Regions from separate parts of the Mus musculus genome. Here region 2 is linked to region 1. A link is a loop called in an ENCODE intact Hi-C map of the cell type or tissue named here. Cell type or tissue: heart. All regions are shown on one strand.

What was found. Peaks named below come from ENCODE experiments on the same cell type or tissue, not always from the same donor. Only the 100,000 strongest peaks of a DNase experiment are listed, where the experiment ranks them.
Region 2: it touches region 1 in a loop (2.2-fold over the local background); 5 of 42 quality-filtered maps call a loop at or near these places.

Annotation. Positions count from the first base shown.
Region 1 is chr16:44,641,081-44,649,080 of GRCm38, reverse strand. No RefSeq gene overlaps it. Among named protein-coding and RNA genes, the nearest start is that of Gm30311, 15 kb to the left of the region's middle. In heart, a CTCF peak has its summit at 4,951 (motif pointing right); a DNase peak (open chromatin) is centred at 330; H3K27ac peaks cover 625 bases.
Region 2 is chr16:44,689,042-44,697,041 of GRCm38, reverse strand. No RefSeq gene overlaps it. Among named protein-coding and RNA genes, the nearest start is that of Gm30445, 28 kb to the left of the region's middle. In heart, a CTCF peak has its summit at 3,141 (motif pointing right); DNase peaks (open chromatin) are centred at 621, 1,091 and 5,091; H3K4me3 peaks cover 555 bases; H3K27ac peaks cover 1,158 bases.

The sequences.
Region 1 (8,000 bases):
GAACTCATGCTGGAAGTTAGGAAGGGAGAGAAAGGAGAGGGGGGAGCCTTTCTGAGGGGTCAAGTAAACTCTAAACATAGCTTATAGGTGTTCAGAGCTCGTGGCCCTCATGGGTCCTAAAGATGTGTCAAAGGAGGCACCAGCTACACTAATGGTCAGGAGTTGGCTTTGGGCTTTCCTATTTTATATGTTTAAAGACCAGGTCTGTGTTTTGACAACTGAACTTGCTAATAGCCAGCCACTGAAGTTGCAGCTTCCAGCTCTGTTTGTTTTAAATAAGGAGATTCCACCAGTAAGTGTGGGAGGAGCTGCAAATGACTTCCTCTGGCTGGGAGCGCCTGCTTATTTTTCCTACAGCCCAGCCAAGCTGATGTACAGACTACACTCAAAGCTTGCATCTGAGAAGGCAGCCCAAGGGACTCCTTGATCTGTGTATTTATGTAAGATGTGTGGCTAAGTGGGTGTCAAGTATCAAAATACATAGGTAACCATGGGCAAAAGCTTAAATATACCATCTTATACTTTTCATGCTTTATTAAATTATCTGACAAGCCTTTGCTGAGAGCACAGGGAGAAATATGCTATATTCTGAGACCTGCTAAGATTTCTGAAAAAAGTCCCCCTTCCTCCATTCACATGTATATATAAATATGTATAAACATACTCATGACAGAGAAATACACATACATAAAAATCTCCTAATTATTCAAATTACCCACACTTTTAGATAGTGGATATGTTTAGCGACAAGTATTTCACATGCAAAACCATCAAGAACCAAGTAGAATGAAGTAGGCTTGTATTAAGAATTCCTTAGATCCGTGGCTCTCAACTTTCCTAATGCTGCAACCATATTAATACAGTTCCTCGTGTTGTGGTGACCCTCAACCATAAAATTATCTCTTTCAAAACTATAATTTTGCTACCTCTATGAGTCATAATATAAATAGCTTGTGTTTTTCTAATGGTCTTAGGTGACCCCTGTGAAAGTGACGTTCAACCCTGAAGGGGGTCATGACCCACAGTTTGAAAATCACTGTGGGTCATGATAAAGATATGATAAAGGCTACCAGGAAGAGAACCAGTGCTCACATTAGCACTACCACCTGCAAGAGTTGCATCAACATGTAAAAAAAAAAAAAAAATGGAGTAGGAGCTATAGGTGTAAGAAAGACTGGAGAGTGAATTATGTGAGGGATGGAACAACAGAGAGGCCACAGATGAAATAACTGAGGAGAGAGAGAGAGAGAGAGAGAGAGAGAGAGAGAGAGAGAGAGAGAGAGAGAGACTACTATGTTCATTTGGAAACCCTTCACTTTGATTAATATTTTTAAAAATCAATACTCTGGATTATAGGATCAGAGGTGTTGTGTCCACAACAGCTGCTCCAACACTGGAAGTAACTGGGACCAGTGAGACCCAGGAACTCCACCTGAGAGTAGCACAGGTTCCAGTCTGAGCCGATGCCCTGTGCAGACCTGGGCGCCATCTCTGCAGCCAATCCCACAACACCCAGAAAAACTCCACTCTCAGGTGCTCTAACACGCTCAGGTCCACAGGATCACAGGAGCTTAATCACACCAGGATCTCAGGGTCCCAGAGGCAGCTTGACTCCCAGGAGCTCTAACACACCCAGAATCTTAGGATCACAGGATCTCAGAATCATAGAATCACAGAAACAGCTGAACTTGAAGGTGTTCTGACACAACCAGGATCACAGGAAGGACAGGCTCCAGTCAGATATAGTGAGGGCACGTAGCACTAGAGATAGTCAGATGGCAGGAGGCAAGCATGAGAACAGAAGCAACAGAAACCAAGGTTACTTGGCATAATCAGAACCCAATTCTCCCACCATAGCAAGTCCTGGATACATCATCACAATGGAAAAGCAATATTCAGATCTAAAATCACTTCTCATGATGGTGATAGAGGACTTTAAGAAGGACATAAATTACTCCCTTAAAGAAATACAGGAGAGCACAAGTAAACAGTTAGAAGCCAGAAAAGAGGAAACACAAAAATCCCTTAAAGAATTACAGGAGAACACAATCAAACAGGTGAAGGAAATGAACAAAACCATCCGAGATCTAAAAACGGAAATAGAAACAATAAAGAAATCACAAAGTGAGACAACCCTGGAGATAGAAAACCTAGGCAAGAGCTCAGGAGTCATAGATGCAAGCATCACCAACAGAATTCAAGAGATAGAAGAGGGAATCTCAGGTGCAGAAGATACCATAGAAAACATTGACACAACAGTCAAAGAAAATGCAAAAAGCAAGAAGCTCCTAACCCAAAACATCCAGGAAATCCTGGACACAATGAGAAGACCAAACCTAAGGATAATAGGTGTAGAAGAGATCAAAGATTCCAAACTTAAAGGGCCAGTAAATATCTACAACAAAATTATAGAAGTAAACTTCCCAAACCTAAAGAAAGAGATGCCCATGAACATTCAAGAAGCCTACAGAACTCCAAATAGACTGGACCAGAAAAGAAATTCCTCCCATCACATAATAATCAAAACACCAAATGCACTAAACAAAGAAAGAATGTTAAAAGCAATAAGGAAAAAAGGTCAAGTAACATATAAAGGCAGGCCTATCAGAATTATACCAGACTTCTCACCAGAGACTGTAAAAGCTAGAAGATCCTGGGCAGATGTCATACAGACCCTAAGAGAACACAAATGCCAGCCCAGGCTGCTATACACAGCAAAATTCTTAATTACCATAGAAGGAGAAACCAAGATATTCCAAGACAAAACCAAATTTACACAATATCTTTCCATAAATCCAGCCCTACAAAAGATAATAGATGGAAAACACCAACACAAGGAAGGAAACTACACCCTAGAAAAAGGAAGAAAGTAATCTTTCAACAAACTCAAAAGAAGACAGCCACAAGAACAGAATCCCAACTCTAACAACAAAATACCAGGAAGTAACAATCACTTTTTCCTAAATATCTCTTAACATCAATGGACTCAATTCCCCCCAAAAAAGACATAGACTAACAGACTGGATATGTAAACAGGACCCAGCATTTTGCTCAGTGACAAAGACAGACACTACCTCAGAGTAAAAGGTTGGAAATCAATTTTCCAAGCAAATGATCCCAAGAAACAAGCTGGAGTAGCCATTCTAATATCAAATAAAATCACCTTTCAACCAAAAGATATCAAAAAAAGATAAGGAAGGACACTTCATACTGGTCAAAGGAAAAATGTACCAAGAAGAACTCTCAATTCTGAACATATATCCTCCAAATGCAAGGGCACCAACATTCATAAAAGAAACTTTACTAAAGCCCAAAGCACACATTGCACCCCACACAATAATTGTGGGAGACTTCAGCACCCCACTCTCAGCAATGGACAGATCATGGAAACAGAAACTAAACAGAGACAGAGTGAAACTAACATAAGTATGAGCCAAATGGATCTAACAGATATTTATAGAACATTTCATCCAAAAGCAAAAGAATATACCTTCTTCTCAGCACCTCACAGTAACTTCTCCAAAATTAACATATAATTGGTCACAAAACAGGCCTCAACAGATACAAGAAGATTGAAATAATCTCATGCACCTTATCAGATCACCACAGACTAAAGCTGGTCTTAAATACCAACAAAAACAATGGAAAGCACACATATACATGGAAGCGGAACAATGCTCTACTCAGTGATGACTTGGTCAAGGAAGAAATAAAGAAATTAAAGGCGTCTTAGAATTTAATGAAAATGAAGACACATCATACCAAAACTTATGGGACACTGAAAGCAGTGGTAGGAGGAAAACTCACAGCTCTAAGTGCCTCCAAAAAGAAACTGAAGAGAGCTTACACTACCAGTGTGACAGCACACCTGAAAGCTCTAGAACAAAAAGAAGCAAATGCACCCAAGAGGAGTAGACGGCAAGAAATAATCAAACCAAATAGAAACAAAAAGAACCATACAAAGATTCAACAAAACCAGGAGCTGGTTCTTTGAGAAAATCAACAAGATAGATAAACCCTTAGCCAGACTAACTAGCGGGCACAGAGACAGTATCCAAATTAATAAATCAGAAATGAAGAGGGAGACATAACAATGAAATATATCTTAAAATAACTATTCTGTTTGTTGAATATCAACAGTTGAAATATTAAAATCATGTTCTACAAAAGAAAAACAAAGAAACAACTACAAATATCAAAGTGCTTCGATTAAAGAAAGAGCTATTACATTTCAGAATTTAGCACACAAAAAGGAACCTGGGGTTGGAGACCACTGGCTTCTTTCCCAAAGGACCTGTGCTTGGTTCTCAGAACCCTCAAGGCAGCCCACAACTGTGTGTAACTCCAGGTCTGACACCCTCACACAGACATACTTATACATGCAGGCAAAATGCCAATGCACATGAAATAAAAATAAATAAACTATTAAACATTTTTAAAGTAAATTCCTATTTTAAAAAAGATTATAAAGACATTACTGCACACTTGTTAATTTGCAAATTCGTTATCAATGGGAAAATTCCTAGAAAAACAGAACTTAGCAATACTGCAACAAAAATAAATTTAAAAAAATGTTTGACTTGAAAAAAAAATCAACACTCAAAATTGTTCAGTGTTTTTAAAAACTAGTTTTTTGCTACACTGGGGGTGGGGGATAATCCATATTTAAATGAGCTCCAGGAGATAACCTGTTAACCAGGAGACTGTTCAGAGAACCCTGTGGGGTCTACACAGCAAGCTGCAGCTTTTACTTCTATGCTAGGGACTCACTAAGGGACAGGGTCTGGCCCCTCAGAGTTTCCCCTCCTGACTAGTCGCCCCATGTGGAAACTAAGCAGACGCAGCCACATAGGCGAAGCCTCTTTGGCAGCTCATTTCTCTTCTTATTGAAGCTTTGTTTCCTTAGAGGCAAGAAAACTATTAGCTGAATTCATGCAGACATGGATAAGTGTACCAGTAGGTGGCAATAGAGGTAATTAGGTCTCCCAAAACATCAAACTTGGATTAGTTCCTAAGGCAGATTGTAGAGATGGCAGCCTACAAAACTCAGTCAAGTCTCAACGTAAACTTAACTTTGTTCTATTCTTGTTCTGTGGATAGAGGTTTTTAAAACCAGGATGCTATAGACAGAAACAAATGCCCCATCCCCACTCCCACTCCCTCTCCCCCAGTTCTACAGTCGAGTTCTGTATGCACAGAACTCCCTTATGCTGAGAAAGGTTCTCACTAAGGTTACCCAGGACAGCCTTGACTTTATAAAGTAGTTGAAGCTGGCCTTGAACTTGTGATCCTCCTGCCTTAGTGTCCCATGCAGCAAGGAAACAGGCCTGAATCACCAAGGACCAGCTACACTTTTTTTTTTTTTTTTAAAGAAACTAAGCTGCCTATTGTGTTTTGTTCTCTAAAATTGGAAGCTCTTTAAGTTTGCCATTTTGGGTTGAAAAAAATTGTAAGCATAGTCCTATACCACACATAGTTCTATGTATTATATGTATATGTGCAGGAAAATTATGTATAGTTCCACAAATTAGGCGTGTGGTGAAAGGAAGGCCAGCTAGGTGAAATAAACTATGCTTATAATATAAGCTCTTGGCATTGCTTAATGAGTGGAACTCAACCTCTCATTTTAGCAAAGATAGAGCAATCTGAACACTCCTGTGTTGAAGGAAAACTGTTTCTAAAGGAATACACCAAACCTTTGTTAATTCCTTCCATTGACAAGAAAACCCATAGATTGCAAAGAAAAATATTCAAAGTTTTAATTTTCACAGAATAATTTGGAAGCCTGGGGTAACAGGACAATTTGACCTGAAGCTCATATGCCAAGAAAATCAGTTTCCAAAGCCATGATATGAAAAACTCCTCACTCTGCAACCTACAGATTGCCCACACTTCTTTCTATTCGTCAGCTATCTGTGGGGCTAAACCAGAAAGTGTTTACTGTATTAAATCTAATGAATGTGTATACTTATTTAAGGATGAAGTTAGATAATTGAAAAAGTAGTTCATACCTGATTTTTAGAATTATATAAATGATTCAGTCTTTCATATCATGAAATAACAACCACGAGTAGTTTTTGGTTTTTAAATTAGGTATATAAACTTCTGTTCAGTATTGAGAGATTTTGGGAAAGGAAAGGAGTAAGGAATCCTAGAAGGACAGAACCTTGAAAAATGAGACCAGGTTAGTCATCATGTGACTCAATAATAATGATTTTTTAAAATTTGAATTTAGATTTACTCCTGGATGTGTTTCTTATTCTGATGCTACTGATGTTGTGTTGTGATGCTGTGGTTTCACACTCCCTACATCTTTAATGATTTTCATTGTGTTTCATTTTTATTTTGACACCTTTCAATTTGTCATTAGTTCTCATATAAATTTAAATATTCTAATAAGATTTTTTCTAAATATAAATTTCTCTCCATTTTGTATATCTGTTATTGACCGAACGTTTGTACCCCATCAAAATTCATGGTGAATCCCTAATCCCCAGTGTAACTGTGTCTCTAAGAAAGTAATTAAGGTTAAATGAAGCCAAAGGGGCAGATCCGATAGGATTAGCACCCTTATAAGAAGAGATTCATACATCATGGGAAGGCAATATCTAAGAACCAATAAGAGGACTTATCAACCCTACTAGACCTAAGGCTCCAAGACTATAAGACTGTGAGGTAATACACAGTTGTTGATGAAAGCACTTTGTCTGGAGTTATTATTTTATGCAGCCTGCACTTATATAGCTATTGATGATGTTGCTCTGTTTAGGGCTTTTTTTTTCTTTCTTAGCCTTCACTGACTAATACAACCTCTAAACTCTTTCTTTCTTTAAATGTGTTGGCCAGAACCAAAGCGGTAGAAAGAAATGCAGCGATTGCAGCTAGTCCCTTGGTTTCCAGTGAGTTTGTCGATTGTATGTAGCATTTGTTGAATAAATGGGGATTACTTTTTAATATCTCTGATGATGCTTGCATGCCTTTTCTCCTTAGATCTATTGACAGAGCAAAACAGTGTAAGTTTGTGAAGTATGGGTCTGCCACCCAACATGTTCTATCAGCAGCTGCATCTATCTGCATGGTCTTTCTGGTTCCCCAACATTACTTCTCCTAAAGTCTTCCCATGACCAGAAACATAGATAAGCATCAGGCTGATTGTTTGTTTTAATTCTCTTGAATTTCTTTTAAAAATATAACTTTATATAGTATCTATCTTCAAAAATATTTTTAAAGACTTATTGATTTATTACTTTATGTATGTAGGTGTTTTTACCTGCACGTGTGTATGTGCATCATGTGCAAACAATGCCTTCAAGGACCAAAAAAGGAAGTCAGATCTTCTGGAACTGGAGTTACAAACAATGGTACGCTTCCATGTGGGGGCTGGGAGTCTAACCTAGGTCCTCTGGAAGTACGACCAGCACTCTTAAGCGCTGAAACATCTCTCCAGCCCCCAAATATACTTTTTAAACTTTTTTTAAAAATTGATTCTTTGTGAATTTCACACCATGCACCCCAGTTCCGCTCATCTCCCCATTTCTCCATATCTACCCTCTGCTCTTGCAACCCCCCCCACCCCCCAAAGAAAACAAAACAAAACAAAAAGCAAAACAAAACAAACAATTTCATAGTGGAGGCTTCAGTGTGTCATGGTGTGTCACGCAGTATACCCTTTTGTCTAAACAGATCTGGTTCAAGGCCTCTGGCTTTTGCCACACTCTCAATGCTAGATCCTCACCAGGACTCCTCTCAGTTGTCCTGTTGTTGCCCTGTGTCATGGAGAGCCTGCAGCTTTAGTTCTGCAGGACCAGCCCCTTCATACCACATGCTCCAGCAGTTCATAGATGGGGTACATGTAGGGTGGGCCAACTCAAAGCCCTGGGTCTGGGCCTGGGTGCTAGCTGAGTTGGTCAGCCCACCAGCTCTCCTGTATCCACACCACCAGGGCCAGCTCTCCTGCTTTGCCCAGGTGAGGCGCAGGACAGGGCTGGCTCTCCTACATG
Region 2 (8,000 bases), 48 kb before region 1:
TGGGCTTAGAAGGAATGTAATGAACAATGTAAGACAGGACAAAGGGCCAGCTGCGGTGGTGGTGCACACCTCTAATCCCAGCACTCTGAAAGCAATAACAGGGGGATCTCTGTGAGTCCGATGCCAGCCTGGTCTACAGGGCAAATTTTAGGACAACCAGGGCTACAGAGAGAAATACTGTTTTTGAAAAAGAAGAAGAAGAAGAAGAAGAAAAGAAGAAGAAGAAGAAGAAGAAGAAGAAGAAGAAGAAGAAGAAGAAGAAGAAGAAGAAGAAGAAGAAGAAGAAAAGAAGAAGAAGAAGAAGAAGAAGAAAAGAAGGGAGAAGAAGGGAGAAGGAAGACAGGATGGAAAGAGGGACAACACCTTGGCTCAAGGCCAGACTCTGGAAGCAAGCAAAGCCGCTTGGTGTCATGAGAAGACTGAGATCAGGACTTGAGCAAAGAGAAGAAAAACTATCATTTGTGCCTCATCTAGCTCTCTGTGGTCGTCATGCCCCTTCACACCAGCTGGGGCCACCCCATCTCCCTGTTCACTTTCTCGGGAGAGGCAAAGGAAATGAGAAAAGGTCCTGACACAGAAGTCTGGCTGTCGGAGATGGAAAGGTCTGGAAGATTAGGCAACACCACCCCTTACTTCCAAAACATAAGATAGTTCCAAAGCTATACCGCCAGTGTGACTGGGCCAGTGTCTCGCCCATTTCCCCTACACTGTGGCACATGCTGTGTTTTTCTTGATCCTGACCATTCCTCCAGGGTAATTACAGAGACAGGAAGCAGGGAAGAATTGAAGCTGATTAATCCCCCTCTCCCATCTAGCGTGCATTGAGGGGAAAGTGCTATTTGTCCTAAATTGAGTTCCAAGCTCTGATATTTCACTCACAACCTTTCCTCCCCAGGAGACTACCAAAGAAATTAACTGGTGATTTCAATTCCTTCCAGATGGAAAAAAATGTTGATGTCATCCTGAGCCCCGGTCTCTGTGAGAGTCGTTTTATTCTGCCTCGTATAAAGGGGCAGCCTAGTCGGAGGTGTCAGAGTTGGAATGAGTCCCTGAGACCAAACAGGCCCCTCTGGAGCTGTTCCCTCCATGACAGGGTTGCACCTCTCACACTGAGAAAAGAAACTTGTACTGAGGCTGCACCAGCTGTGTCTTCTCAGGGACTTAGACGACTCGGTTTCATACAGGCCACCCAACCCTTGTCATCAACATTAAACTCACATTATGTTTTAAGATGAGAGATTCTCATTAAGCCAAAGTAAATAAAGCCGTGGTGAGAGAACAACTCCATGCTGGTCCCCGGAGGCAGGGCTGGAATGTATAGTTCATTGTCCCATTGCCTGTCTGATTGCAGCTATGATTGCTACAGCAGTCACTGGGGAATCGCAAGTCTACCTGGTCAACAAGGCCTTTCCTTGACAACAGAATGGCAGGCATTTCCTTGAAAGGGGCCTTTTGGAGGGACTAGTCAGTGGGAGAGGAGGCTGTATCATTCCAGGTCAAGTCTCAAGATCTTACTTTGCGTCTACTAGTTATAAAACAGATTTCATGGGCCAGTTCATCATGAATAGATATGTCCAGATGGCGCTTTTCCCATACTTGGAAAAAAATGACAGGAACCATAGAGACCTAGAAGAAATCAACACTGAAAACATTTCCTATACAGCTAGCCTGGAACCACTCACTCCATCCCTGGACAGCAGCTCCTTCTTCAGAGCCTCACGGCTCTGCTGGGTGGTTTTGTGAGACAAGGTCTCGCTTTGTGCAGCCCTGACTGTCCTGGAGTCATCTGTGTAGACCAGGCTGGCCTCGAACTCAGAGATCCTCCTGCCTCTGCCTCCCTAGTGCTGGGATCAAAGGGGTGTGTGACCATGCACAGCCCAAAATTTTAGTTTTAAAATCAGTATAGTATTGACTGAACCTGAATTCCCTCTTGCTTCTCAACTTACTAAGAAACTGAAACCCCACAAAATTAAGGAATTGCTCAAAAAACAAAAACCGCATTCTATTTGATAGTAGAATTTGAATGTGTCCTCCAGCCTGACTTCAGGATTTTACTTTTAGTGATTGCATTAGTTTAGTCCCTTTTCTTGTTGCTGCAACAAAATATCTGGTGGAAGCAATTTAAAGAAAAAAATCTTTTTTTTTTTTTGTTTTTTGTTTGTTTGTTTTTTTCTGGTTTGGTTTGGTTTTGGCTCCTGGTTTTATGGGATTAAGTCCTTTACAGTAGCAAGGCATGGCGGTGGGAGCAGGAAGCAGGTGATTGATCACATTGCATCTGTAGTCAAGCAGAGGTGAGTGCTCAGTATTCACCTGCATTTCTCCCTCTTCCCTTTCACTCAATGAGAGCCCTAGTCCATGGGATTCTACTACCCACCGTCAAGGAATGTCTTCCTTCCCCAGTTAAACTCAGGGATGCCCCCCAACCCAAGAGCTATATCCAAACCAGGTTTGCTGGATGATTAGCCACCTCGGTGATTTATAATGCAATCTTAATACTGACAGAGGAAGATGTGACCTTGGCAGCCATGCAGATGTTTCTCTGTATTCTTCTGCATTGAGAGCCCGTTTAACGAGGAAACAACTCTAACCCCCGTGGGTTAGAAAGATTTCCTACATTCCTTCAGGATTGGAAAGACAAGGTCACAAATAGGGAAAGTATGCATTCTCATTCTCCAGTCCTGCTTCATGACTTGCTCTTCTGTTGTTTAATTGCATGTTCACTTTGGTTCTCAAAAACAAAAAAATGTTTCTTGGTTGATTTTAAAACCATCACACGACTCAAGTTGCTGTTGGATCAGAGACTAACATACAGAGTTGGTACATGCATATAAAAAGGATCTCACAAATGTGCCCATTTTTATAGACAGAAAGCTTTGAAAATGTACAAGAATGTGTACTGAAGGTGATGGAACAGGATGTAAGACAGAGAGCTGGGCGGGCTTGTACAGGTATAGCATTCAGAGAGTGTTGCTGGCATCAAACTATATGCCTGAGCAACTAGGGTGCTGGCATGGCTTTGATATTGGAAGCACATCTTGTCACCACTGTTATTGTTTTTTTTTTTTTCTTTTTCATGTGTATAGGTGTTTTGCCTGCATGTATGCCTGTACCCATGTGTGTGCCCAATACCCTCAGAGGCCAGAAGAGGGCGTCAGAACCCCTAGAACTGGAAAGACAGATGGTTGGGCTTCCATATGGGACCTGGAAATTGAACCTGTGTCCCCTGGAAGAGCAGACTGAAAATGAGATTTGGAAAACACGTATCCACCATCATAAGCTTTGACATCGTAATAATTTCTGATACTAGCAAATGTGACGTTTAACCTTGAATGAAATTCGTCGTTTTTTAACGCTGAAAGAAGTCAGGAATTCAGATGAATAACGATGAATTTCATAACTCAGTGAACTAGTATTTTGCAAGTGACCACCATATAATGTTACAAATATGTTACAAATGTTACAAATCAATAAAAACAGCTTTCAAAGTTCAGGATTAACAAATGGATTTCAACAAAATAAAGAAAGAATCAATATAGTATCCATTTCACATTGTAATTTACCTTTCAAAAACTGTTACTATGTTTTGGTATCGTATCAATGGACTGTTTATTGAAGTTCTAAGCTTTAAATTTTTAAAAACATATAAGGTAATTATAGATATCACCCAAATAAAAGCTCTTTAGAGTTCTCCATAATTTTAGAGTACTTAAGAGGAAGGTATATGAAGGTTTCATGAAAGCTAAATGCAGAGTTACCATGTAATCCTGTTCCCTCCTAGATTGACCCCCAAGAGGATTCAGAGGACAGTCATGTTACCTAGTCTATAAGAAAAACATGCCTGAAGAGGTGCCTTTATGAAACACCTCTTCTTATGTGCCATCTAACTGATCCAAAAAATTCCAGAGTGAGGCAGAGCAAGTGTTAATTCCTTATGAATTCAATGAGAACAACTAGATCTTGGAGTGGCAGAATCCAAGAGGCAGAATTAATCACCAAAACCAAAGGGGATATAGTCTCAGTCATGGGCAATAGGACCAAGGCATAATGGTGGGGGTGTAAGAATCTACTATTGCCGGGTAGTTCATTTTGGTGGCTTTCTTAGTCACCACTGCAGTGGGCCAAAAGCTTAAGAGATAGACAGTCTACTGGAATCTCAACTTGTAAATTCAGAAGAGCTCCAGGTTTGTTCAACCAAACTGAGAGGAATCTGGGCAATAGAGATATGTGGCCATTCAACCAATTTCCCAGACTTGAGTAGTTCACAGATTCAGAACCCTAAAGGAAGAAATGGCTCAGCATCTTGAGGAAGTACCCAGAATGCAGCAAGCGATATAGATTGCAAGTCATGTCCCTAACCTATCTTCTTGACTCATGCCCTATAACAAATAACACTTTTACTACACATAATAAAAGTATGCATTGTGTGTTATAGCTATCCATCTGTCTTGTTAAGCAAAAACATCACACAAAATTCACTATTATTTTGAGTACTAAATTATTAATACCTAATGTGGTTTACTATAAAGGTTTAGTTTCTCAGGTGATTAGAAATGTCTCAGAGTTAGTCAAGAGTGAGAGAGTCTAGGAGGTAGAGAAATGATTCAATGGTTGATATCACTGGCTTTGCCAGAGGACGAGGGCTGGATTCCTAGCACTCACATGGTGGCTCACAACCATCTAGAACTCCACTTCAAAGGTATTCTAAGCTTTTCTCTGGCTTGCAGATGTAACACACACACACACACACACACACACACACACACACACACGCAGAGAGAGAGAGAGAGAGAGAGAGAGAGAGAGAGAGAGAGAGAGAGAGAGAGAAAATATGCAGGCATACATGCAGGCAAAACACTATAAATAGAAAATAAAGTAAAAGATAGGGGAAGGAGTCTACCTCAAATACTAATTCCAAAGCTAGACACTGAGATGAACTACAAGTTCCTTCTTTATGTTTAGCGGCATAGATTAAGAGATAAGTCCGTGACATGCCTCCTTCCTGTCTGGCACTGGGCCAGGGTACAGAAGAAGAAGCAGTGAGAGCTTTTGGTCCTCGTGAAAATTCCTTTAAAAGACAGGAAGGAAAGCTGCCCTTGGGAGCCCTTCCATCCACAGTTTGTCCTCCACCTCATCCAAATTGAACTGTGACCAAGGATCTCATCCAAGGCTCTTTTGCACTGCTCTGTTTTTCCTGGAGAAACCAGTTTTGTCTCAGCGGCGGCGGGCGGAGGTGGCGGCAGCGACTCTGAATGTGTTGAGTGCTTGCGCTAATCAGCAATCTGGCACCCGTTTACTGATTCTTTCCTTTGATTATTTATTATTTATACAGTGTGGTAAGCGCAGATGGCATTTTGCAAAGTGTGGACCTGGGAGAACGAAGCCTCAGCCTCGAGGCGTTGACTGTCTGATTTAGACATAAGCAAAGCACTGAGTGAGTGGCGAGCCATCACCGCCTCCTGCTGATGTGGCTGAGGAGCAGGGGAAAATTTGAAGGCCAAGAAAAGGAAGTTTTACAGAGGGATTTGAAGGAGGTAAAAGGAACACAAGAATGTAGGCTATTCCAAGAAATATACAGGAGAGGATTCCAGAAGTCCAGAGTTCAAGTCCCAGCACTCACACAGTAGCTCACAACCATCTGTATTGGGATCAGATGTGTCTGAAGACAGTTCCTGTTTGTGCATACGTCAGCACATGCATATGCCACAGCAGGAATCTGGTGGTCAGAGGACACCATGCAGGAGTCTGTTCTCTTCTTCCACTTACATGGGCCCCAGGGATCACCCTCAGCTGTCCAGCTTGGTGGACCGGTGGTTGTCAGCAGGTGTCCTTACCTGCTGAACCATTTCACCAGCCCTGCTTTTGTCTTTAGGTTGGAGAGAGGAAAGACAGGAGTGTCAGACAAAAAAATACTAAAGGTTATGAATGAAGATGACAAGGTCAAAGACTAGTGTTGGCTTCTGGATAAGAAAAAAAAGATGCTGATTAAAGTGAGAAGACTCAGAAACAATCTAGGGAGGAAATGGAAAGCTCGGGAGATGAGAGTTTATTAAGATCGTGTGTGTGTGTGTGTGTGTGTGTGTGTGTGTGTGTGTGTGTGTGTGTGTGTGTGTGTACCAAATATATACAACATGTATATACATCCTTAAAAAGACAGAAAAAGGTATAAGATTCTCCAGAGCTAGAGTTACTGGCATTTGTGAGCTGCCTAACATGGTTCTGGGAGATATCTAATGTGAGTGCTGAACTCAGGTCCTCTGGAGGAGCAGCAAAGGCTGTTAACCACCAAGCCATCTCTCCAATCCCACAGTGATGAGATTTTTAACATGGGTCAAGGTCCTGACCACTCCTATTGGGCTCTGCACCTGACCTTGACATTTTAGGTTAGAAATGTCCCCTTGCTGATTTACTCAGAGACCCATACTTCTAATCTCTGACTCAAACGAATGAATTTCACAAGATGCTGAATAGGAACAGGGATTTAGATGTATTGATCCAGAGTGGTTGACTGTAACAGGGTAAGGCCAGACAGAGTGGCACACGGGAAATGGAGGCAGGAGAATCAGTTGAGGACCAGACTCAGCTATATAGCAATGGAGCCAAGCCTGGGCTACATTAGACTGTGCTTAAAGAAAAAACACCAATAGCAACAACAATTGAAGGGGATAAAGAATAGGCCATGTAAGCACTGAGCATTAAAAGGTAGATCATTAAGAGGTTTTAGTGTGATACAGCATAGGTTTCAGATAGAGATAAAGATATTTCAGTAAGATAATGAGGCTTTATCAGTAAGATAAAGTGTCAGGAAGAGAAAGTGGTGAATAAGTAGTTTCTAAGAGCAGAGCTTCAGAGTATACAAAGCAAACATGGACAAGAATAAAAGGAGAAATGGATAAGTCCATAATTGAAGCTGGAGATTTTGACTCTTCTCAGCAATTGATGAAGCTTGCCAAAAAATTAGTAGAGACAGAGGTGGTTTGAAAAATAGATTAAGCACATTGGCCAATATATTATTATATTATTTACCCAGCCTCTGCGAATACATGATCTTTTAGAGAGTAGGTGATCCTCTGGCCCCAGATCATGTACATTTTATCTGAATAAATGATATCTATGAAGTGTTCCTCCTGTCTTGGGTCCTCATGTCAAGATCACATTGCAGTTCATCTTGTGTCTATAACAAATGTCCTGTTTTTAGGTAGAAGTTCTAGAATTTCTTTACAAGGCTTAGGAAATGCTCCCTCTGTCAAGCCTACAGATTTTCCTTGTGGTTAGGTTGTACTGAGGTTCTGTGCTGCTAATGTTAATGGCAATGCGGTAAACAGAGAGCAGAGACAATTCATCGCCCAATGACTTCCTCCCATGACCACAAGACATTCTGTACCTGAGACCTAAAGACTTGGTCTTGGCTTCTTGTCCCATAGCCCCACTTTCCTGATCTGTTTCTGTGAGTCACTTTCCTTATCTGGGCACCCCGGGGGTTACAGTGTCTGACTGAAAAATTCTTATAGAAACTATGAAGCACCATTGAGAAAATTTTAATTTAATTGTTTTTTAATTTGCTAGTGTTAGCACTGTGATCCGAAGAAAATGCATTTGGGGCCAGTAGCCAGCTTCTGGCTACAAATACAGGCCAGCCGAACCGTTTGTGAGTTGAAACTATATAATAAGAAAATACAAGTTGGAAAAGTTTATTGTGAAATAAAACCGGTAAGAATCTTTGATTTCATGTGCCAGGGCAGGTTATAAAAGGTATAACTGCCACAATTTAAAGTTTACCCAAGGAGGGAACACAGGGAAAGTTTGGGAATAAGCTTTGGAAATGTGGAATACGGTGTTGGGTGACATTGATCCCACAGAAAGTTGTGGCTAGCTCCCTAGGAATAGTCTCCCATGCCAACAAACCTTGATTGAGAGATATAATTTCCCAACACCCGTCTCTCCATCTGAGAGCCTAAGGTGATAATAAAAGCCACCCGCCACTGACCAGAGACTGAATTCAT